3 separate regions of the Homo sapiens genome follow, and all the other regions are linked to region 2. A link is an interaction called in ENCODE POLR2A ChIA-PET data of the cell type or tissue named here. Cell type or tissue: OCI-LY7. All regions are shown on one strand. Links, peaks and the distances in the headings refer to the core of each region. The heading gives the core; the rest is flanking DNA. Region 1 overlaps LNC-LBCS (lncRNA bladder and prostate cancer suppressor, hnRNPK interacting). Region 2 has its middle 210 kb from the start of LNC-LBCS. Region 3 overlaps LOC105374958 (a long non-coding RNA gene).

The links. ChIA-PET counts read pairs that join two places held together with the same protein. Peaks named below come from ENCODE experiments on the same cell type or tissue, not always from the same donor. Only the 100,000 strongest peaks of a DNase experiment are listed, where the experiment ranks them.
Region 1: POLR2A ChIA-PET joins it to region 2 with 6 read pairs; 2 of 35 experiments call an interaction of 5 or more read pairs at or near these places.
Region 3: POLR2A ChIA-PET joins it to region 2 with 5 read pairs; 1 of 35 experiments calls an interaction of 5 or more read pairs at or near these places.

Annotation. Positions count from the first base shown.
Region 1 is chr6:19,768,673-19,776,785 of GRCh38, reverse strand. The region is part of intron 2 of LNC-LBCS (lncRNA bladder and prostate cancer suppressor, hnRNPK interacting); the gene reads left to right. Among named protein-coding and RNA genes, the nearest start is that of LNC-LBCS, 32 kb to the left of the region's middle. In OCI-LY7, for the core only: a CTCF peak has its summit at 3,722; a DNase peak (open chromatin) is centred at 3,705; H3K4me3 peaks cover 242 bases.
Region 2 is chr6:19,594,057-19,602,169 of GRCh38, reverse strand. No RefSeq gene overlaps it. Among named protein-coding and RNA genes, the nearest start is that of LNC-LBCS, 210 kb to the left of the region's middle. In OCI-LY7, for the core only: no CTCF peak of the experiment used is centred there; DNase peaks (open chromatin) are centred at 1,119 and 4,049; H3K4me3 peaks cover 1,323 bases; H3K27ac peaks cover 4,259 bases.
Region 3 is chr6:18,986,140-18,994,252 of GRCh38, reverse strand. All of the region lies in intron 1 of LOC105374958 (a long non-coding RNA gene), which reads right to left. Among named protein-coding and RNA genes, the nearest start is that of TRQ-CTG1-1, 150 kb to the right of the region's middle. In OCI-LY7, for the core only: CTCF peaks have their summits at 3,493 and 3,703 (motif pointing left); a DNase peak (open chromatin) is centred at 3,712.

The sequences.
Region 1 (8,113 bases), core at 1,667-6,666, 170 kb before region 2:
TTCACAATTACTGACATTAAAAATAAAGCAGCTCTGAACTTGAGCACAAATTTTACTTTCATTTTTCTTGGGTAAGTACTTAACAGTGGAATTGCTGGGACATATAGTATGTGTATATTTAACTTTATAAAGAACTGCTTTATAATTTTTTTCCAAAGTGGCAGATCCATTTGCATTCCCATAAGCAATGATTAAGGCAAGAGGATTGCTTGAGCCCAGGAGTTTGAGGTTACAGTAAGCTATAACCATGCCACTGCATTTCAGCCTGAATGACAGAGTGAGACCCTGTCTCTAAAAAAAAAAAAAAAAAAAAAAAGAACAAACACTTTGTATACAAACCTTTATAGTTACATGTTAATGCAAATATTTTCTCCTAATTTGTAGGCTAGCTTTTCATTTCCTTAACAGTGTTTTTTAAATAGCAAAATTTTTTAGCAAACTTTTAACATTTTGATGACATCCAGTCAATTTTTTCTTTTTGGGTCCTAGTTAAAACATATTTGCCCAATCCAAAGTCAGTAACATTTTCTTCTATGCCTTCTTCTAGAAGTTGTACAATTTTATTTTTATATTTGTCTCTGTGATCCATTTTTTTTTTTTTTGAGACAGAGTCTTGATCTGTTGCCCAGGCTGTAGTGCAGAGGTGTGATCCCTGCTCACAGCAACTTCCGTCTCCCTGGCTCAAGCGATTCTTGTGCCTCAGCCTCCTGAGTAGCTGGGATTGCAGGCAGGTGCCACCACACCTGGCTAATTTTTGTATTTTTAGTGGAGACAGGGTTTCACCATGTTGGCCAGGCTGGTCTCAAACTCCTGACCTCATGTTATCCACCTGGTTCGGCCTCCCAAAGTGCTGGGATTACAGGTGTGAGCCACCGCACCCGGCCTGTGATTCACTTTTGAGTTAATTTTTTGGTGTATGTGAATCAAATGTTATGTTTCACTTTTTTGCATATGGATTTTTTTTTCTAGCACCAGTTATTGAAAAGTTTTTCATTTTTCCATTGAATTTTCCTAGAATAGTTGTCCAGAAAACCTCCAATTTGTTATTGTGTATGTGATATGGTTTGGCTCTGTCCCCACCTAAATCTCATCTCAAATTGTAATCCTCACTTGTTGGGGGAGGTAGCTGGTGAGAGATGATTGGATCATGGGAGTTGTTTCCCCCATGCTGTTCTTGTGATAGTGAGGGATTTCTCATGAGATCTGATGGTTTAAAAGTGTCTGTCAGTTTCCCCTTGTCTCTCCCCTGTCACCATGTGAAGGTCTTTGCTTCCTTTTCACCTTCTACCATGATTGTAAGTTTCCTGAGACCTCTCCAGGTATAGGGAACTGTAAGTCAAGCCATTTTTCTTCATAAATTACCCATTCTCAGGTATTCTTTAGAGTGGTGTGAAAACAGACTAATACAGTATGGGTCTATTTCTGGACTCTAGTCTATTTCTGGACTCTCTAGTCTATTTCTTTGTCTATCTTAACACCATAGCACACCATCTTAATTATTGTAGTTTTAAAATAAATCTTGAAATTAGGCTGTGTTCATCTTCTAACTTTGTTGTTTTTCAAAGTTGTTTCAGCTAGTCTAGGTCCTTTGTATTTCTATATGAAATTTAAAGTTACCTTGTGAATTTCTTCAAAAAATGTCTTTTACCCACAAAGTATAAGGAACTTTTATTCAGAACATACAACTTTTACCCACAAAGTATAAAGAACTTTTATCCAGAATATATAAATATTTAATACACATTTATAGCAAGGAGTAGAGTTTGGATGGAGATGGGACATTTCTGTAAAGCTTATCCTATGTTCCTTTAGCACTTCTGTCCAAAGCAGCTCTAGATGACTTGTACTAGTAAAGGTGCACATTAAGTTAAGGGTCCAAGAACATTTCAGATAATTCTTAAAGTATTTAGAAATGTGAATATACTTTTGATGCTCAGGCCTGGTTTCTGAAAGCAATGGGCAAGTCAGACCATAAGGCAATTCAGATCTTGGCGGTATCGCATTAAAAATAGGCTGCATCTTTTTTAGTAGATGTAGGTTCTGCTAATGATTGCTGCAACCAGAAGTCAAAACTTCTTTCTTACACACAGTGTAGAAAGAACTGCAGTTCTTTTTATTTATTTATTTATTATTATTATGCTTTAAGTTTTAGGGTACATGTGCACAATGTGCAGGTTAGTTACATATGTATACATGTGCCATGCTGGTGCGCTGCACCCACTAACTCGTCATCTAGCATTAGGTATATCTCCCAATGCTATCCCTCCCCCCTCCCCCCACCCCACCCCACAACATGCTGCTATAAAGACACATGCACACGTATGTTTATTGCGGCACTATTTACAATAACAGAGACTTGGAACCAACCCAAATGTCCAACAATGATAGACTGGATTAAGAAAATCTGGCACATATACACCATGGAATACTATGCAGCCATAAAAAATGATGAGTTCATGTCCTTTGTAGGGACATGGATGAAATTGGAAATCATCATTCTCAGTAAACTATCGCAAGAACAAAAAACCAAACACCGCATATTCTCACTCATAGGTGGGAATTGAACAATGAGAACACATGGACACAGGAAGGGGAACATCACACTCTGAGAACTGCATTTCTTGCAGCCACAACTCCAACATGCCCATAGCACTCATGATCAGCCTTGAATATGTAAGACAGTGTTGCAGTGTCCTGGCCTTGCTGGTGGCAGCTGTGGGCATGGTCCTCTCTAAACTGAATCTTTTGTTCCACATTATGGTCATGTTATTCCAGAACCTAGATCCTTTTTTTTTTTTTTGAGAGGGAGTCTCGTTCTGTCTCCCAGGCTGGCGGCAGTAGCGTGATCTTGGCTCACTGCAACCTCCACTTCCCGGTTTCAAGCAATTCTCATGTCTCAGCCTCTCAAGTAACTGGGACTACAGCTGCACGCCACCACGCCTAGATAATTTTTGTATTTTTAGTAGAGATAGGGTTTCACCATATTGGTCAGGCTGGTCCCGAACTCCTAACCTCAGGTGATCCACCCACCTCAGCTTCCCAAAGTGCTGGGATTACAGGCATGAGTAACTGCACCCAGCCAGATCCGTTTTTAAAACTATCTTCCTTAGTGCTTCTTTTTTATTGGATTCAAATGCCAGTAGCTAGAAGCTACTAATTTATTGAGGCTTTACCCTGATACTGTTTACAATGCATCTTTTCAGGCATATATCATATTTGTGGATCAGACATTGACAATTACAAGGCACTGAAATGATTATATTCAATTGCCACAATTGAAGCCCTTGAAATAGGATACCTGAGATAATGCATTCCACATTCGTGTCTCATTTGATGATCAATGTATTAATCAGAATCAGAGATGATAGCATATTATATACTTGTCAAAATAAACTTATTAGAAATATATTAGTTCTAACTAAAATCTTGCATTGATTTATCATTTGTTTTATTAATAGTAAGCATTACACCTGCTCTCAAATCTTCTAATTAAAAGAAATCTGTTTCCTAGACAGATTGAAGTTAAATGGTTAGCATAATTCCTGTGTGTGTGTGGAGAGAAAAGATAGTAGCTCACTGGCATACTCCATTGGCATGCCTTACTTTCAGGAAAACAGAGAAGAACAGCTACAGGAAGCAATTGATATCCCTACACAGGTTGGGGTTGATATGCAAATTTATAAACACAATGTTTCCATTCTGGGTAAGCTATACAGAATCACACCAGCAGGGGTTTGATACTGTATTTTCTTCTGTTTTAGCTGTGTTGTCATTTCAGAAGCTGTGAAACTAAGAATCTCTAAAAGATGTGTTAAGAGATTCAAAACCCCAGCAGAGAACTATGTAACAATAAGCAATCATACAAAAAGTAAACAATAAAACATTCAACAATACAAGGAGGGTTTTACAAAATGGATTTACAAATTTGGGGTAGTATCAGTTTAATATGACTTTTGTTACTCCTTATTGTTAACATAGTGCTTAAGGAACTTTTAAAGGTAGTGTACAAATTGGATTAGTCCAGAGCTAGTTAGGGAATAGTTTATTATTATTATTATTATTATTTTTTATTTTTTATTTTTGAGACAGTTTTGCTCTTGTCACCCAGGCTGGAGTGCAGTGGTGCAATCTCAGCTCACTGTAACCTCTGCCTCCCGGGTTCAAGAGATTATCCTGCCTCAGCCTCCCAAGTCGTTGGGATTACAGGTGCCTGCCACCATGGCCAGCTAATTTTTTGTATTTTTAGTAGAGATGGGGTTTCACCGTGTTGGCCACGTTGCTCTCAAACTCCTGACCTCTGGTGATCTGCCCGCCTTGGCCTCCCAAAGTGTTAGGATTATAGGCGTGAGCCACCGCTCCTGGCCGGGAATAGTTTTTGTCTTTAATTAAGCTCTGTTTTACTTCTATATAGGCATAACTCAGAGATATCACAGGTTTGGTTCCAGACCACCACAATAAAGCAAATATCATAGTAAAACAAGTCACACATTTGTTTTTTGGTTTCTAAATGCACATAAAGGTTACACTATACCATATATACTCATATTAAGTTTACACTATACCGTATATAGTCTATTACACTATGCCATACATACTCTATAAGTTTACACTATACCGTATATACTCTATTAAGTTTATACTATACCATATATACTCTATTAAGTGTGCAATAGCATTATGGCTTAAAAAACTTGCATAATTTAAAAATACTTTGTTGCTAAAAATTGCCAGCAATCATCTGAGACTTCAGTGAGTCATAATCTTTCTGCTGGTGGAGAGTCTTGTCTGGATGTGGATGGCTGCTGACTGGTTAGGTTGGTGGTTGCTGAAGGTTGAGGTGGCTGTGGCAATTTGTTAAGGCAACACTGAAGGTTGCCACATTGGTTGACACTTCCTTTCACGAACGATTTCTCTGTAGCATTCAATGCTGTCTGATAGCATTTTACTCACATAGAACTTCTTTCAAAATTGGTGTCAATCCTCTCAAACCCCGGCACTGCTTAATCAACTAGGTTTATTTAATATTTTAAATTCCTCTTTGTCATTCAACATTGTTCATAGCACCTTCATCAGGAAAAGATTCCATCTCCAGAGACTGCTTTCTTTGTTCATCCATAAGAAGCAACTTCTTATGCGTTCAAGTTTTATTGTGAGATTACAGCAATTGTCACATCTTCAGACTCCACTTCTTTTTTTTTTTTTTGAAACGGAGTCTCGCTCTGTCGCCCAGGCTGGAGTACAGTGGCACCATTTCGGCTCACTGCAAGCTCCGCCTCCTGGGTTCATGCCCTTCTCCTGCCTCAGCCTCCACGCCCCCGCCACCACGCCTGGCTAATTTTTTTTTTTTGTATTTTTTGTAGAGATGGGGTATCACCGTGTTAGCCAGGATGGTCTCGATCTCCCGACCTTGTCATCCGCCCGCCTTGGTCTCCCAAAGTGCTGGGATTACAGGCGTGAGCTACCGCGCCCAGCCCAGACTCCACTTCTAACTCTAGTTCTCTTGTTATTTTTACCACATCTGTGATTCTTTCCTCCCCTGAAGCCTAGAACCCCTCAAAGTCACCCATTAGGTTTGGAATCAACTTCTTCCAAACTCCTGTTAATGGTGATATTTGACTTCCTTCCATTAATCATGATTCTTTTTTTTTTTTTTTTTTTTTTTTTTTTAGAGACAGGGTCTCACTCTGTTGCCCAGGTTGGAATGCAGTTGCATGATTATGGCTCACTGCAGCCAGCCTTGAAATCCCGGGCTCAGTCGATCCTCCCACCTCAGCCTTCCAAGTCACTGGGACTACAGGCACATGCCACCATACCCAGTTAGTTTTTTTTTCTTTTTTTTTTTTTTTTTTTTTTATTTTTTTTTTATTTTTTTTTTTTTTTATTATACTCTCAGTTTTAGGGTACATGTGCACATTGTGCAGGTTAGTTACATATGTATACATGTGCCATGCTGGTGCGCTGCACCCACTAATGTGTCATCTAGCATTAGGTATATCTCCCAATGCTATCCCTCCCCCCTCCCCCGACCCCACCACAGTCCCCAGAGTGTGATATTCCCCTTCCTGTGTCCATGTGATCTCATTGTTCAATTCCCACCTATGAGTGAGAATATGCGGTGTTTGGTTTTTTGTTCTTGCGATAGTTTACTGAGAATGATGGTTTCCAATTTCATCCATGTCCCTACAAAGGATATGAACTCATCATTTTTTATGGCTGCATAGTATTCCATGGTGTATATGTGCCACATTTTCTTAATCCAGACTATCATTGTTGGACATTTGGGTTGGTTCCAAGTCTTTGCTATTGTGAATAGTGCCGCAATAAACATACGTGTGCATGTGTCTTTATAGCAGCATGATTTATAGTCCTTTGGGTATATACCCAGTAATGGGATGGCTGGGTCAAATGGTATTTCTAGTTCTAGATCCCTGAGGAATCGCCACACTGACTTCCACAATGGTTGAACTAGTTTACAGTCCCACCAACAGTGTAAAAGTGTTCCTATTTCTCCACATCCTCTCCAGCACCTGTTGTTTCCTGACTTTTTAATGATTGCCATTCTAACTGGTGTGAGATGATATCTCATAGTGGTTTTGATTTGCATTTCTCTGATGGCCAGTGATGATGAGCATTTTTTCATGTGTTTTTTGGCTGCATAAATGTCTTCTTTTGAGAAGTGTCTGTTCATGTCCTTCGCCCACTTTTTGATGGGGTTGTTTGTTTTTTTCTTGTAAATTTGTTTGAGTTCATTGTAGATTCTGGATATTAGCCCTTTGTCAGATGAGTAGGTTGCAAAAATTTTCTCCCATGTTGTAGGTTGCCTGTTCACTCTGATGGTAGTTTCTTTTGCTGTGCAGAAGCTCTTTAGTTTAATTAGATCCCATTTGTCAATTTTGGTTTTTGTTGCCATTGCTTTTGGTGTTTTGGACATGAAGTCCTTGCCCACGCCTATGTCCTGAATGGTAATGCCTAGGTTTTCTTCTAGGGTTTTTATGGTTTTAGGTCTAACGTTTAAATCTTTAATCCATCTTGAATTGATTTTTGTATAAGGTGTAAGGAAGGGATCCAGTTTCAGCTTTCTACATATGGCTAGCCAGTTTTCCCAGCACCATTTATTAAATAGGGAATCCTTTCCCCATTGCTTGTTTTTCTCAGGTTTGTCAAAGATCAGATAGTTGTAGATATGCGGCATTATTTCTGAGGGCTCTGTTCTGTTCCATTGATCTATATCTCTGTTTTGGTACCAGTACCATGCTGTTTTGGTTACTGTAGCCTTGTAGTATAGTTTGAAGTCAGGTAGTGTGATGCCTCCAGCTTTGTTCTTTTGGTTTAGGATTGACTTGGCAATGCGGGCTCTTTTTTGGTTCCATATGAACTTTAAAGTAGTTTTTTCCAATTCTGTGAAGAAAGTCATTGGTAGCTTGATGGGGATGGCATTGAATCTGTAAATTACCTTGGGCAGTATGGCCATTTTCACGATATTGATTCTTCCTACCCATGAGCATGGAATGTTCTTCCATTTGTTTGTGTCCTCTTTTATTTCCTTGAGCAGTGGTTTGTAGTTCTCCTTGAAGAGGTCCTTCACATCCCTTGTAAGTTGGATTCCTAAGTATTTTATTCTCTTTGAAGCAATTGTGAATGGGAGTTCACCCATGATTTGGCTCTCTGTTTGTCTGTTGTTGGTGTATAAGAATGCTTGTGATTTTTGTACATTGATTTTGTATCCTGAGACTTTGCTGAAGTTGCTTATCAGCTTAAGGAGATTTTGGGCTGAGATGATGGGGTTTTCTAGATAAACAATCATGTCGTCTGCAAACAGGGACAATTTGACTTCCTCTTTTCCTAATTGAATACCCTTTATTTCCTTCTCCTGCCTGATTGCCCTGGCCAGAACTTCCAACACTATGTTGAATAGGAGCGGTGAGAGAGGGCATCCCTGTCTTGTGCCAGTTTTCAAAGGGAATGCTTCCAGTTTTTGCCCATTCAGTATGATATTGGCTGTGGGTTTGTCATAGATAGCTCTTATTATTTTGAAATACGTCCCATCAATACCTAATTTATTGAGAGTTTTTAGCATGAAGGGTTGTTGAATTTTGTCAAAGGCTTTTTCTGC
Region 2 (8,113 bases), core at 1,092-6,091:
GGAAAACTCATTTATTTGATATTCATATAAATTTGTGAGACACAATATTTTTGTAAATGATAAGTGGGAGAGTATACCTTGGTATATGTGAAGACACTGGCTACCTCAAATGTAATGTGTTTTATGGCTTTTATCACTAATTATCATTTATAGGAAGAATTTGTTTATATGAAGAGGCGTTGAGGAAAGATGAGATATTAAACTGTAAAGTTCTCTTCCATTGTAGTCATTAGAACTACCACTTATGAACAATTAAACCATGTACAGTTTCCAGAATGGCAACCTGAAAATTGTCTAAGGAAGATATTCATTTTAATTATGTAAATTGAAAGAGGCACTTTTTTTTGCTATTTTTCTATCTTACAGTAATTGAGAAATCATTAAAAATTGGAATACACTTCCATTAGATTTACAGGGGGAGAAAAGAGACTGTGTTAATATCCAAAACATTTTCTTTCTTAGACCATTGTCTTGACAGATGAGATAATTAAATCTGAGTCTCTGTAGTGGTAAAATAGGTGACATAGAAGGAAAACAAGGAAGTGCAATATATGGTTAATTAACAGATGTCAATTATATCTTAGAATTGAATGTGTCCTCAGAAAGCGAGGGGACTAGTTAGAAGAGGCAGAGTTGGAGACTGATGAGAAACCATGCCTGTAAGCTTTCAGGTGCACCCTCTTAATAGCCAGATACTGCTGGGCCTGGACAGGGACAAAACCCAGAAAACCTGCTGGGTACATTGCACACTGGAAATCCAAGATTCTGACAGTGAAAGCCTATTGTCTGTAGAGAAAGCATGCTTCTTAATTTCCCATTTTCCAATTCTTTGCAAACTTCCTAGAATAAAAGGACTTGGTGGACAAGAGGGAAGCACAAAGTCTAGGAAATCTTTCAGGTCTCAGACTTCATAGCATCATTCTTATTGTTTTCTGTCCCAATATGCAGATTTCCCTGTCATTTTCTTTTAGACTCTTCTGCTTGACAAGTATGCATTTTTGTAAGAACCTCTCAGATTCTACCTGAATTGCCTACTAACATTTTTTTCCCCATAGAGACAGGTCACACTCTGTCACCCAGGCTGGAGTGCAGTGGTGCGATCATAGCTCACTGCAATCTCGAACTCCTGGGCTGCAGCAATCCACCTGCCTCAGCCTTCTGAGTAGCTAGGACTACAGACACTCACCACCATATCCTGACAATTTTTATAATTTTTTGTAGAGACGGGGTGTCATCCTGTTGCTCAGGCTGGTCTCAAACTCCTGGCCCTAAGTGATCCTCCTGCCTCAGCCTCTCAAAGTGCTGGGATTACGGGTGTGAACCTAATCGCAGAGGTAAGAGCACACTGCAATGTAAAGTTAGTTCCATGATTGTTTCCTCTCACCTGTTCAGGTGGTTCATTGCTGAACTGCCTCAGCTCCTTCTAAATGAAGAGATAAACGGAGGGTGTTGCCTGAGGCAAGGAAAGTAAATCAATTTAGAATTAATTCATGCCAAAAGTGAGTAGGAATAGGTTTATACTTTTCTATGTATCTATTCTTTTGAGATATACACATATATTAAAAGTAATTCAAAAATTAAATATCCTCAGGATTTTTTCTAACAAATCAAAGGAGGTTTTCATTTAATGTGGAATTTAGATTATTTTTGAGTAATTAATACACCTCTAAGTATTGGTATGTGAGAATGCACATTTGCAATATTTTTATTCCATTAAAATTTTTTTTTGACCTAGCTTGCTTGTCAGTTCAGTCACCAAGCTTCATGAAGCTTTGCTAATTTTGTGAAATTTGGAATAGTGTTTTGCCACTTTAGAGATAATCCCTGAAAGCTTCCTTCTTGCATATGGCAATAAATCATTCTTTCCACTAAAAGCCTCTATGTCATTTGAAATTTATTACACAGAGCGGGTAGTGGACTTAAAAGCCATTTCACGTGTCTTATTGCTTCAATCATCTAATTTATGGGTTTCAGCTGCAATTGTAGTTGGAAAAAGTATTTTCCTTTCCCTGATCAATATAAGTCTGGTTTTGCATTCATTCCTCACTAACCTTCCGGGCCTGATTTCATCCACTGCCTCTCCTGGATTTCGTAGGTTCTACAGTCATTCTCCAGTTTCCATCATTCAAGAAAATGCAGGTAGGAAATGGAAAGAAAGTGCCAACAAGGCTGATGTAGATTGACTAAGCTTTCCCAGCTCTTAGCTGCACTTGTCAAAAGATATCTTAGTTATTATTAGTTGAGCAATCTTGCCCTAGGGAAAGGGAAACTGTCAAAAACTCCTGTGTTTAATATGTACATCTCTGGCTTCATGGAGAGAGCATGAAGGAAGCCGATTAAACACAGATGAGCTAAGCCTAAGTAACACACACTTAACACAAAGAAGGATAAGGAATTGGTACTCTTTAATGCCATGTTGGAGGTGGGATTTTTTTCCTTCACAGTGAAAAATGAATCTCTGTTCCCATGTGTCAGTCATTCTCATCACCGTGGTGAAAGATAGTATTAATGGGTTGATAAAGTGAAGAAGAATGTAGGAAAGTAATAGTCTCTCTCACCTGGGTCTCATGTGAAAAGCACACCTGTGTGGGTATAACGATTGAGCTCCTGCAGTGTCCAGGTCATAGACCCTGTCTCTGACTGCCACCAGGATGGTTGTAAAAGGCACTGCTGCGTTCTCTGATTTCAATGTAAAAAATAAGATTTGCACCCAAACACTCCTATCCTGAGTTACCATAATTACGTCTTAGCCCCATCAACCTTATGTTTCAATCCGTTCAACCTCATGGGGAAATTCAAAATTTATTCAAAGCCTATCACATGCAAGATACTAAAAGACAATTCCCTCCTATACTCTCTCCTATACAATTCTTAGTCAATGCTGGGAAGCATTTGCTGCTCTTTTAACCCTCCTGAGTGGGTCTCACGTGGGTACCCCTCCTCCTCTATTCTCCTGTGGCAAAACTCTTGGTTGTCTCCAAAACAGCTATTTCTTTATCTTTTTTCTTGATTGCTGGGAGACCTTTCTCCCACAATAGAAATACTTGCATTCTCATCTCCCTTGCCCTTATGGTATAGGTATGAGACCCAATCCTGGTAAAAGGGACTGGAGGAGATGTCTGCTAGGGGCTCCTGGGGAATATTTTACCTAATAAGACAGGCATGTGGAGGGAATCCCTCCCTTTCTCTCTGGATAGGAACATGTCAGCCTGTGACACCTGGGACTGTGTCTTGATAACACACAGAGAATGGCAGAGTGGACCAATGAGAGCCCTGGGTCCTTGGTAGTGAGCTGCCCTATTCCTGGGACATTTTGTAGATTGAAAACAATGTATTTTTACAGAGACAGTTGGAGTTTAGTAGGTTGGCCAAGTAGTCTGGAATCTCAGGCTCTAAGATGATTATACTCATTTTTAAAATATGACAGATAACATTCCTTCTTGGTGGTCCTCGTTCCCTTTGAGTTAAATCAACTCCTCAGCTTAGGCTGAGAGGTTAAGAGAAAAGCTCCATGATCCAGATGCCAATACAAGTTTGCTTGCTAAAGACAGTTGTGGAAACTAAAGATAAGATTCATACCCGGCCTGGGCCGGGCGCGGTGGCTCATGCTTGTAATCCCAGCACTTTGGGAGGCCCAGGCGGGCGGATCACGAGGTCAGGAGATCGAGACCATCCTGGCTAATGTGGTGAAACCCCATCTCTACTAAAAATACAAAAAATTAGCCGGGTGTGGTGGCAGGTGCCTGTAGTCCCAGCTACTCGGGAGGCTGAGGCAGGAGAATGGCGTGAACCCGGGAGGCGGAGCTTGCAGTGAGCCGAGATGGCACCACTGCACTCCAGCCTGGAAGACAGAGCAAGACTCTGTCTCAAAAAAAAAGATGCATACCCGGCCTGGTGGTGCACTTGTAGTCCTAGCTACTCAAAAGCCTGAAGTAAGAAGATGGTTTGAACCTGGAAGTTTGAGACCGGCCGTCTGTCTCTAAAAAGAATGAGACAATTTTCATATTCTTCAGATGTGAGAAACTTTACTTTTTATTTTTTTCTTAGGTGAATTGTCTCCCCAAATTTAAGCAATAAATGATACCACAACTATTTGATGTGTTGTGAAGCATGAACAAAGATTTTTTTTTTTAAACAAAAAGAGAAGTGAAAACAAAACTTGACATAAATAACGTATCGTAATAAAACCACAGGGCAATTTTACTTATGAATAACTGCAAACATAGGAGATAAAATGAGAAGATTGAATCCAGCAACACATTAAGGGAAAAAAAAAACCATGATGCCAGCAATTTAAAAATGGTTCAATATTAGGAAAAATCCTGAAATAATTCTCACATTTTAAACTGGAAGAAAAAAATCATATAAGCTTTCTCACTAATGAAAACCAGCAATATTTTTGATCCATTCTTTAAAAGAGCTCTTCATAAAATAGGAATAATAGGTATATCATTAACATGAGTCACATTAGATAGATGGAGATCTGATGCTATATGTGCAAAGTAAATTTACAGCCAGAAGCTGGGTGCGGTGGCTCACGCCTGTAGTCCCAGCACTTTGGGAGGCCGAGGCGGATGGATCACCAGAAGTCAGAAGTTCGAGACCAGCCTGGCCAATATGGAGAAACCCATTCTCTACTAAAAATACAAAAATTAGCCAGGCGTGGTGGCACACACCTGTAATCCCAGCTACTCGGAAGGCTGAGGCAGGAGAATCGCTTGAACCTGAGAAGTGGAGGTTGCAGTGAGCTGAGATTGTGCCATTGCACTCCAGCCTGGGCAACAAGAGCGAGACTACATCTCAATAAATAAATAAATAAATAAAAAACAAATAAATAAACAAATAAAAGAACTTTCCAGCCAGAAAACATAGCTTTGCATTTCAATCCCTCCATTTGCAGTCTGGGAGACCTTAGGTATGTCATTTTACTCTCTTGGTTTCAGTCATTTAACGTCAAAAATGAAGCTAGTAACGACTATCTTAGGAGGATTAAAACGATGCAAAATACATGTAAATGCATTTAACATATTGATTCAACCATTCATAAATGGTTGCTTTTTAATAAAATATCACCTATTCTAAAGATTTACTCACCCCAACATGGAAAAAAAAACAGGAAATATCTGAACACATACTTAGTTGAAGTCAATAAATGTTCAACATTTCCTCCAATTAATCAAGTAGCATAGATACTTTCTTCTGATGATTTTCCCAGACAAGATCTTCAGTCATAATGAGGTAAAAGCTTCAAAAGCCTTCTATGGCACATGTTGCAACAGAAGGTTGACTCTTTTTTTTTTTTTTTTGTCAGTCGTATCTATCCAAAAGAAGACACATGTTCTCACGGAATGTTCCCAACAACTGTTGGTTTAGAATCCATGACCTTCTCCAGATCACGGGGCATCATTCACCTTCCTGGAGAAGCTCATCTGTGGAGTCCTCTTCTCCACTCCTCTGTTTCTCTGGCCTCTTGCTTCTCTAATCAAGCACTCATAATTTATGGAAGGCTGAAGAAGCAGTTAACTTTTTTTTTCTTCTGTAACTCTCTTTGGAAATTGCAAATTAGTTTCCATAACATAGCTCTGCAATTTTCCTAATTCTGTGATTCTATTTATCTCAAGTGCAGCAATGAGAGGAGGGAGAAGAGGACACCAGCTCAATCCCAGCGTCCGTGTTGAGTGCGAACACCTTCACATCTTTATGAAACCCAATCATATGTTTCTGTTGCTTTATAGTTTCTATTTCATTGTGTCACATCAATGTGTATAGACACCCTGTCGCATCAGTAAGTGTAATCTTTTCTTAAAGGCGAGTAGGGTTCCAAGGAACTGGGCTTCTCTGAATCTGGAGTCTAAAATATGACATTAAAATAAATGCCTTAGATTTCTACTTTAATTCCTTCTAAATACCCCACAAATAGTCAATGGATGATTTATACTTTTTTTCTCTTTGTTCAATACATCATGCAATGAGTAGGTCTTACAAAATTGACATAGCTAATCTCTTGATATAAACTATGAAGTGTAAACTTCCCACCAACCATCACTTTGTACCAGAGTACACTTTTTTTTCTTGTTGTAAGTGCCCCTTTGTGGCATGTGAAGTTAGCTTTTTCTGTATTTAAATCAAACTTCTTACATTTCTTGCTTATAGGCACTTAAGCCATAGATGCTCTTGTATGCTAAAATTATTTAAAATTATTTCTTGCTAAAAATGTCAAGCATCCCACATCTGGGGGCTATTAGTAGAAACAAATTAGTGGTATCTAAATATATTTTTAAAATTATAAATAGTGGGAAATTTAGGAAGTGCAGAAAAAGTAGAGAGAACCAGATAACAATCATTTGTAGTTCACCATCCAGGGGTAACTACTCTTGACAACTTGTTTCATTTGCTTCCCATCTTTTTTGCAATGTACATATTTGAGATATATGAATATATTTATGCACCTATACCTGTCTATTTATAGAGAGGAAGACGGGAGGAGAGACTGTGTTGGTTTTTCTCAAACAATAAAACTTAGGTTGCTGTTTGCTTCACCTACTCACAAACAGCCTAGCTTGTTTAGTATGTCTTTATTATTTTGTTTTATTCAGTTTGCTAATATTTTATTAGGGGCACAGAAAGTCATAGGAATCTGCCCAATAATCTTCTAAATCTTCTACTGTGTTAATGGACTATTTACCTGACTCTTTTATGAAAATAGAAGTTAAAATGCTTAGAATTATATACTTTCTGCATAAAGAAGAGAAACATTCCTGATACATAAGAGCAGACAAATGTTTTACCTAATTCCTGAGCATCAAGACCTCACAAATTTAAGAGCCAGTCCTTAAAGATGATCAAGTTTAGCTTTCCCACTTTACAGATAAAATTAGTCCATGAAAAGACTATGCCTAATTCTTATGGTCTGGTGATTACTCTCTGATGATTTTTAGCTGAAATCTAAAACATTAATTACAGTAAAAGAATGGTTGTGAAGTCCTCTATTTTATGGAGTTAAGAGACATCTACAATGATGTATTAATCAAGAGGTTGATCTGATCTCCAACATACTTTCTTAAGTAACACATTTGTTTCCAATGCCAGTTACCCCTCCCTCCTCTTAGGTTGCCCAACTTCAGTTTATGGGACCACTGAATTAGGAATAGAATAGACAGGAACAGAGATATAGGAGAGAATTAGCCCTGTAGTTGCCCATCAAAGAAAGGCCAACTGGAGTGGTACAAAGGAAGAATCATTTGTCCTGCCTTTTGTCTCTTGGTAGTATGGTAGTATGTTTATACAGTACTCTATAAAGGATACCTTAAGCAGATAACAAAAAATGGAGCTATCACCATTTTGTTTGGAATAAAAATAAGTTTTAATTAAAAATTTCTTAAGAAAATAGCAGAATTTTGAGTGCTATAATTTTACTGGCAGTAAGATTTTGTTTTTAATATTGAAAAATATATGTATTGTCTATGAGAAGAACTGATTAGAACCTTAAATATTCCTCATATTATTACTAAAATATTTTAATATGGTGTAACTTACATCTAAGCATTCAAAATATTATCATGTTTTAAAAAGGTCGGTGCAACTCTCAACTTTCTGTAATTTATGAGCAAAACATGCAAAATAAAGAAACTTTTTGATGTTTCTTAATTTAATTCATATTGTGGAGTCTGATAGATGTTCACATGAAATTGTAGGTGGAGAAGAGACTCCAGATAGGAGTTAATCAGTCATATTCTATTCTTAATTTTTCCTGTAAAACCAAACTAACAGGGCAATAAATTATTATATAACCATTCAAGAATTTCATGAACATATGACTAAAAGAGGAATGTCCCCTCCATTCTCCTCTAATTTTTTTTCTAAAAAAATTATCTATGTTATATGATTGGTCTTATTTCCTTTTAGAATAGCTAGAATGTGTGTTAGGCTGTTTGTGAAATACACTTAAATGTTAGTCTTAATGACGATACCATTTAAAAATTTTAAATCCACTATTTGGGAATTGATTAAAATTTATATTAAGATTCTGTTCCAAATGGTATGTAGAAAAAGCTTGCTAAGTAAATAGATCTTATAAACAGGTTTTCAACTGGCATGTATTCCCCCCAATAAT
Region 3 (8,113 bases), core at 1,386-6,385, 610 kb after region 2:
CCTTCAAAGAGTGACTTAAGAAATTTGTAAATATTATTTATCTTTGTCCTTTATCCTCTTATCAAAATACGGGAAAATCCTTATTCGTGTATTCATTTATTCAGCTCGCAAATATTTATTGAGTGGCTACTTTATGCCAGGGACTAGATTCTGAGAATGCAATGAACAAAACAGACTAAATATCATTTCCTTGTAGAGCTTATATACTTTAGAGTAAGTGAGAGATGACAATAAGCCAGTAAATAAGTAAATATATACAGCATGGCAGACAGTGATTATTTATTGGTTTAAAAGTCTTCCCATCTGGTAAAACAATAACTACAAATTAAATGATATGAAAAACTTATTTCACCATCAAATAGCAACATCACAACTTCTAAGATGTTCTTTCATCATTGAAGTATTGTGGAAGCATCACTTGATACCAGTCTCTAGAATACTGCCGCATGCTGCTGGCCTTTACAAACACGGTTGTCTTGGAAAAGGATGCGTTCCTTTAAACCCAGAGAGCAGAGGTAACAGATCCTGTTTGAAATGGTTGCTAAGGGACCATTCTATATAAATTAATTAGTAAACATCAACCCAGGTTTCAAAGGGCTAAGGAGGTCTCTCACTTGAGAAGGAAAAATTATTCCCTAATGATTAGGAAAAGGCTATCACAGGGTATTTCATGCACACCAGCAGCACTGCACTGCTGCATATTTTTTTCTTTTTGTTTTGAGGCTTTCTCTTTACTTCGTCCTTTATTGTCTTCTGTAGTTTTATTTATTGTTTCTGAGATTTTCCTTTCTTTCTTTTTTTTTATTTATTATTATTATTTTTTGCATGGGGGAACAGGGAGAAAATCAGGGAAATCTGGAAAGGCAAGCAGGTCTTTGTGTCTTTTAAAAGGTGAGCAGAAGATAGCATGTCCTTCCTGCTGCAGGGCAGAGACTGAAGAGACACTGTTTATGAGGGTTTTTGACATTAAGTCAAAAATGTTCAAAAATGTTATTGAAGTTAAACACAGGCCCAGAAAGTGGTGTTGTTGTTTTTTATCAGAGATAAATTACGAGCGATTTCTGAAAATTTTCTGTGAGAAATAGGGTTAGGATAGAGAGTTTAATATATCGTTATGTTTATATTATTTAAATGTTGCTATAAATAGTTTTGCTGATTTGTAAATAGTTGGCTTAAAATGATGCTTGGATGTCTTCATAAAGGGTTTAATTTCCATAAAGAGTAAAATTTAGAAGAAGATGAGGTAAAACTTTGACTCAGGTATCTCACAGGACGTCTGACTGCTAGGGTCAAAAAGACCACGATAACATAATAGTTCATTTGATGACAAGTTAATTGAATTTCATGAATAATTATGAGAAAGAAAAAAAAGCAAGCTTCTGGTACTCTAGCCTTGTAAACATCATAAAACATTAAAATAAGAGCTAGGGAGAGCTGTGGAAAATGTAAAAATAATTTTTCTTTTAGAATTTATTTTTTAATGTTGTCATATTTTTAAATCATAAAACAATTTTATTTTGAAAGGTAAATGCTTGTAAGGCATTCTTATTCTAAGTATACTTGTGATACAAACTGACTCAAGCATAAATTATGACTAGTTAGAGCAGTACATTACTAACTTAATATCAAGAAGATACATATTTTTTCCTTTTTAAAGCTAATTCTCAATGAGATGAATAAGACAAAAAATAAACCTTTGTATGCCAAATGGAGTTCCAGCTACTCGGTCATAAGGAAAGACTTGCAAACTTGCAAATAAGAATTTTTTTTAAAAAAAAAGAAAGATGAAAAAATATCTTCATATTCTTATCTCCTGCTGTTCTACAAAATTTGCCCTCATTTTACTTATATAGTCCTTGCTTGTTTGGTAAAGAGGGAGCCCTGTGGGATTCCAAAGGTAACACAATAGAGGCAATGGACTGTTTCATTTCCCATATGCAAGTGATTACAGAAGGAATGGAAGAAGCTAGCACTAAAGAGGGATTTTTTAAAAGAATAAATGCCCAGTCAGTGTTATTTGAAAAGTATCTAGTTACAGGTCAAGTTACGTGTATTTATCATAGGTGGGAAGGTTAGATTTTCACTACATTAAGATGTAAAACTAGCATATCAGTGTGCACAGTGAGGTTTCTGAACTCAAAGGATAATATTAGATATTTTCCTATTCTGTCCTAGGAGCAAGCTTATACTATATATGGGGGAGGAAATCAACATATCTGAGCAGTATGGTCAGATAAGAAACATTCACGTGATGTTCATAATACAGCTAGTGTCTCCTGCTGGCTTTTGTGAAACAGTTTAAACAGACAAATACTAGACCAGGGGTGTCTAATCTTTTGGCTTCCCTAGACCCCATTGGAAGAATTGTCTTGGGCCACACATAAAATACACTAAAAAAAAATTCACAAAAAGATATAATGTTTTAAGAAAGTTTGTGAATTTGTGTTGGGCAGTATTGAGAGCTGCCCTGGGCCACATTGCAGCCCACGGGCCGCAGATTGGACAAGCTTGTTTGGCTTTTGCTTTCCAGTTTGTTTACTTCAATTCAATGAGTAGTTTCTATGAAACTATAGATGTTGTCTTGGCCTACACCAGAAGTTTCTCTGGAATGTAAGATGAATAAATGAATGTGTGAAAAATCAAATCAAGAAGATGGGAGGAGATTATTAAAGTAAAGAGATTCTTCCTGGTGCTGAACTTTGCCATGAACTTGGCTTGGTTTCTTTCTTTCTTTCCAAATTTTGAGTAAATGGGAACCATTCTAAATAGGCGAGTCATTGGGTGAGTTGTCATATGCAAAGGTTAGGCACTTTCCTACTCTAGCCCTTAGGCCTTCCCTTTGACTTGATTTAAGCTACATCCACAGTGTGTGGGGAGAATTTGCTTCTGAGCTGATGTTAGTGGGTCCAAAAAGTGAAGTTGTAGAAACAGAGAATGTAGGTAGGACGCATTTTTCTTTGCCAAGTTGCCTTCCACATGCATGGAAGGCCATGTTCAGCTTTTACCTCTCCAAGTGAAAACTGCTGTTCCCTGTCTGCCCACTTTCTAGTTGTGCATATTGCTTCCTCAAGAGAACGTTCGAGACCAGGCATGATGGCTCATGCCTGTAATCCCAGCACTTTAGGCAGCTGAGGCGGGAAGACTGCTTAAGCAAAGGAGATCAAGACCAGTCTGGGCAACATAATGAGACCTTGTCTCGATTAAAAAAAAAAAAGAGAGAGAGAGAGAGAGAAAGAGAGAGAGAGAACATTAGAAGTAGGGAAATACATGTGCAAAATGTCATACGTTTTGAAGTATTAAAATGTATGAAATTATTACATATTCATTTCAACCAATTTTATCTAGTTAAGAAAAACCGAAACCAAGAATGAAACAAGCATTTTTCATTGCAAAATCGGAATTTGGCAGATTTATTATCAAATAGGTGAGAGTACTATTTGCCACGATCTAAAGAGTACTGTGTATAGACATCCGCCCTGTATTTAGCTTAAGACTTCGGAGTTTGAAGAAAGTTCACAATTGTCCATTAGCAACCGCCGATACCTTGGCATGGGATGCCCACAACACCAATTTATCAAATGCATACCTGCCTCAAAACAATCTTTTCCTGGCAGATGCTTTAATTGCGCTCTGCAAGAGAGCCAGCTTGCCATCCCATGAGCAGGCACTCTTTGGAGGCTGACAGCCGATTGGCTCCCCCTAGGGGCAGACGAGCCTCCGCGGAGGGAAGGCACCGTGGCAGGTTGCCAGGAAACCAAGCCCTTGGTGCGGCTGATAGAAAAACACAGGAGCAGAGGGTCTCCTTTCTGTGCATTGTTTGGTTAGGCGGCTTCGTCTCTCTCTAGCACACCAGCTGAGTGCAGATCCTGTCTTAACACTCTAAAGCCAAGAAGTTCATCTCCACGAATCCCGACGGAGACACTTTCCTATATCACTTTCTCCTTCTCAGGGGCTGTCTCCCCTGATTTCCTTACACTCTTCATGTTTGCTTTTCATAGTTGCTCTTGCAAACGCGAGACAAAGCTGGAGGAGTGTGTTTGGGAAAATAGATGGCTGAGCTCCAGTAGTCAGGGAGCAATGTGACTTAACGAGGATATTTTATCCTTATGGCTTCATACCTGCAGAGCTCTTTTCCTTCTAAAAGCTCAAAGAACAATTCTGGTCTTGATTTTGCCTCAGCAAGATGCCATAACGTTTAAGAAAATACAACTTCAAAAGAAGACTCTGAAGAAAATCATAGAGTATTTTTGCGATTAGTATATTTATGCAGCATTATAAGATATATAAAGTTGTAGGTGTTGCTCCGCCAAATCTTTTATTACTTTGATTATACTTCGAATAGTCTTCATGTGCTTGAGAAAGGATTTTTTAAAATTATTTTCTTTACCACTTCGGCTTTATGTTCCAATATCTCTTTCTTAGTGAAGACTTCTCCAATTATATTATTTAAAAGTACAGCTCACTTCCCATAAGCACTTCCTGTTTCTGACCCTACTTACTTTTCCGTAATGCTTGTATCAGTCACAGTTCAACTAGGGAAGCAGGACCACTAAGAGTGGGATGAAACATGGGTGTATTATAGAAATAAGGCCTTACACAAAGAACAACTGGGGAACAAAGCCTCTAAGAAGGGAACTAGGAGGCTGGAGAAATGTCCTGAAGCAGCCCTCCTGAAGCACTGTTGCAGATGATGGACAAATAGGAGCTTTCCAAAAGAATACTGGTGGTGAGGCACATGGAGCTGGAATTGGGCAGCATAGGAGAGCTGGTAAAGTCAGCAGAAGGCTCTTGCCTCTGCTTCTATTGGTCGGCCTGAGATTGCCGTAGGTCAGCAGGACAGACAGGAGAAAGAGCTGGACACAGAGCAAGGGGAGAGGAGGAGGCAGAAGGCTCTGGCACCTCTGCATCCGTCTTTCACAGCATGTAGCCATGATGATGTGCAGATAGCACGGCTGCTGCTTCATTTCCAACCTCCAAACCTTGCGAAAATTCCTCTTTGGCCAATTCCACCCAGGAACCATACGAGGAAAGGGATGCTGGGAAACATGGTTCCAGCTTAGGCAGTTGGACACAGTACAAACCTACAAGTGTTTAACCCCTTTCCCCATCTGACATACTGTATACAATTATATAGATTTGTATCCCTGTATGTGCACATACACACGCACACAATTCTAAATTCTATGAGTACAGGGATTTTTATCTGTTTTACATACCTCAGTGTCTTGGCACATAGTAAATATTTACTATGCTTGGCACATAGTAAATATTTAATGAATATTTATTGTCTGAAGTTTTGATTGCTAGCCTTTGAATTTTACCTGTGGACAAAACCTGAGTCAGGATCGTTAATTTTGACAAAAATTGACAAATACAGTTGACAAAACCTAGATCCAGGAAATGAAAAAGTGACCAATTCCAAGAACATGAGTAAGCTGCCAAGCCAGAATTGGAGACAGCAGTGTTTGCTAGTGCATAAGACACTGTCCAGTTAACATGTCCCTCTCCTGTGAGAAATTCGACTCAGTCTACTTCCAGCGGTGGCCTCATTTCTGTTTTTAAGCTCAGGAAAGCTTACATGTGGTTTGCTTAAAAGAAAAGCCAAAGTGGATGGATCCAGTTTGCCAGCTTTACCCAAGTGAAACCAGGAATTAAGCTGTAGAGATGCATTTTTCAGCATCAAGGGCCACCCAGGTCTTAGAAATTCATATTGTTAAATGTCTTGAGAAGACCCCAATTTCTACAGCCTAAGTGGGACACACTTTCTCATCTTATACATTTCCAGGGCCAGATTTTATTAATAACTGGCTGAATCTTAACAGACATAGTTCCTACCCCTATATATGTCCACTATTAGACTGTCTAGTGGCCTTATACCCATTAAGGGGATCATATTTTGAAACCTACAATTTGATTACTTATAAAGGATTTAGAAATCTATCTAATTAAAAGACCTGAGAGAACCACAAATTGAGGCATGTAACCTGATATAAAAGCTTGATTCACTATGGCCCCTGTGTAGCCTGTGTATCAGCTGGAATAATTTTCATTGCAAATAAAACAATACAATGTGGCATAAGCAATAGAGGAAACTTATTAGTTCACATAACTGAAAACCTCAGCCTTCAGGCTGGGACTGATCAGAGCTCCAAATGCATTTCTTTTGTTTTCTTGTCTGTGTCTCTTCCATCCCTTACCCTCTGACTAGCTTCACAAGATGACTGCCTGCAGCACCTGAAGCTGTGTGTTTCCTCAGTCGTGTGCATGGGGAACAAAAGGGCATGTTTCGACACTATTAAACAAAAGTCCAAGGATTATGTTAATAATAGTACCACTACATTAATCCTTGTGTCCAAAGAAATATCATGAGACTGACTGGCTTAGGTCAGGGTTATATAAAGCTATTGCAGTGGGGTGATGGGAGGGATTACCCTGATATTCCAGTACAGGCCCCATGGGCACTGTATTGGCCTGCCAAAGCTGCTGTAACAAGGTACCATAGACCAGGTGGGTACCTTAAACAATGGAAATTTATTTTCTCACAGTTTCAGAGTCTAGAAGGCCAAGATCAAGGCATCGGCAGGCCTGGTTTCTCCTGAGGACTCTTTCCTTGGCATGCAGATGATACTTTCCTACTGTGCCCTCACCTGGCCTTTCCTCTAATTAAAAGACCCAAAAGAACCACAAATTGAGGCATATAACCTGATATCAAAGCTTGATTCACTATGGCCCCTATAATATATAAACTGTACATCAGTTACAGTGATTTTCATTCCAGATAAAACAATACAATGTGGCTTAAGTAATAGAAGAAACTTCTTAGTTCACATAATTGAAAACTTCAGCCTGCAGGCAGGGACTAATGAGAGCTCCAAATGCATTTTTTTCTGTTTTCTTGTCTGTCTATAAGGACTTAGTCCCTCCCTCTTCTTATAAGGACATTAGTCATATTGGATTGGGTTCCCATCTCACCACCTTATTTAACTTTAATTACCTCTTTAAAGGTCCCATATCCGAATATAGTCACATTGGAGGTTAGGGCTTTAACATATGAATTTGGAGGACAGAACTCAGCCCGTAACAGCAGCTGAGAATTGGAACAATCTCTTTCAAATAACTTGACTACAAAAGTACAGGGGAGAAAGGTATTGGGGAATCAACCAAAATGTTCATGAAAATCCAAAAAAATCTTAAACCCTTAAAAGTTCCCTTTACCCATCAAATTAATGATGATTTTTAAAAACATCATTAACGGTGTATTGAATTTCCCCAGGGCAAACTGCTACTAAATGTGGGTCTCCTGGGCCTTATTGTTTTGTCTAAGCAAATATTTTCAGAAGCGTATTCTAAGGAGTGCTAGTCTCATGACATACTGAAAAAAACTCCTGTTTAAATAAATAATGATAAATCCTACATAATGCATTTATCAAGATCTCAACTCACAAATTAGCACATTTAAAGGCCCCAAGAAATCCTAGAGTTTTTAAAAAAAATGTTTACTTTTATATAATACAGGACTTCGTCAACTTTTTGACAACATAGAATTTTCCCCGAATATGACATATTAAAACTCCCATGGAATACATTTTACAAAATGCTCTTCTCTGGAAATGTTACATCTTCTTATTCAAAGTAGGAGGAGATAAATGGCAGGAACAAACATTCAGGCTGAATGATAGAATTGGCATAGGTTTTAGAATGAAGGCTGTTGTACTATACGTTAGTCTAACGTAGCTTTGCTTTTTTCACTGAAAGTTTCCTGTTCTGGGAAAGGAAGCTAATACATTTCGGTGCTAGTCTTTGGCTGTAACAGAAGGGTTGCTAGCTTCAGAGAAATCACGCTAATAGAGCACCTGAATGCATGTGGTCATAGCCTGTTTGCACCTGTTGCAGCCACAGGCTGAGAAAGAAACAGGAACAAGACACATTAAGATTCGGGAATAATGAAGTGTCTACGCCAAGAAGATTGTACAATACAAACTCTGCAATGCAGGAAAATAAAGAACCAGTGACCAGAGGAAAAAATCAGTGGCAGAAGCTCAGAGACAAGAAAGGCCCAGAGCCTCAATTTGCAATGACTGCACAGGCTTGTGTGCCAATAGCTCAACTCCAC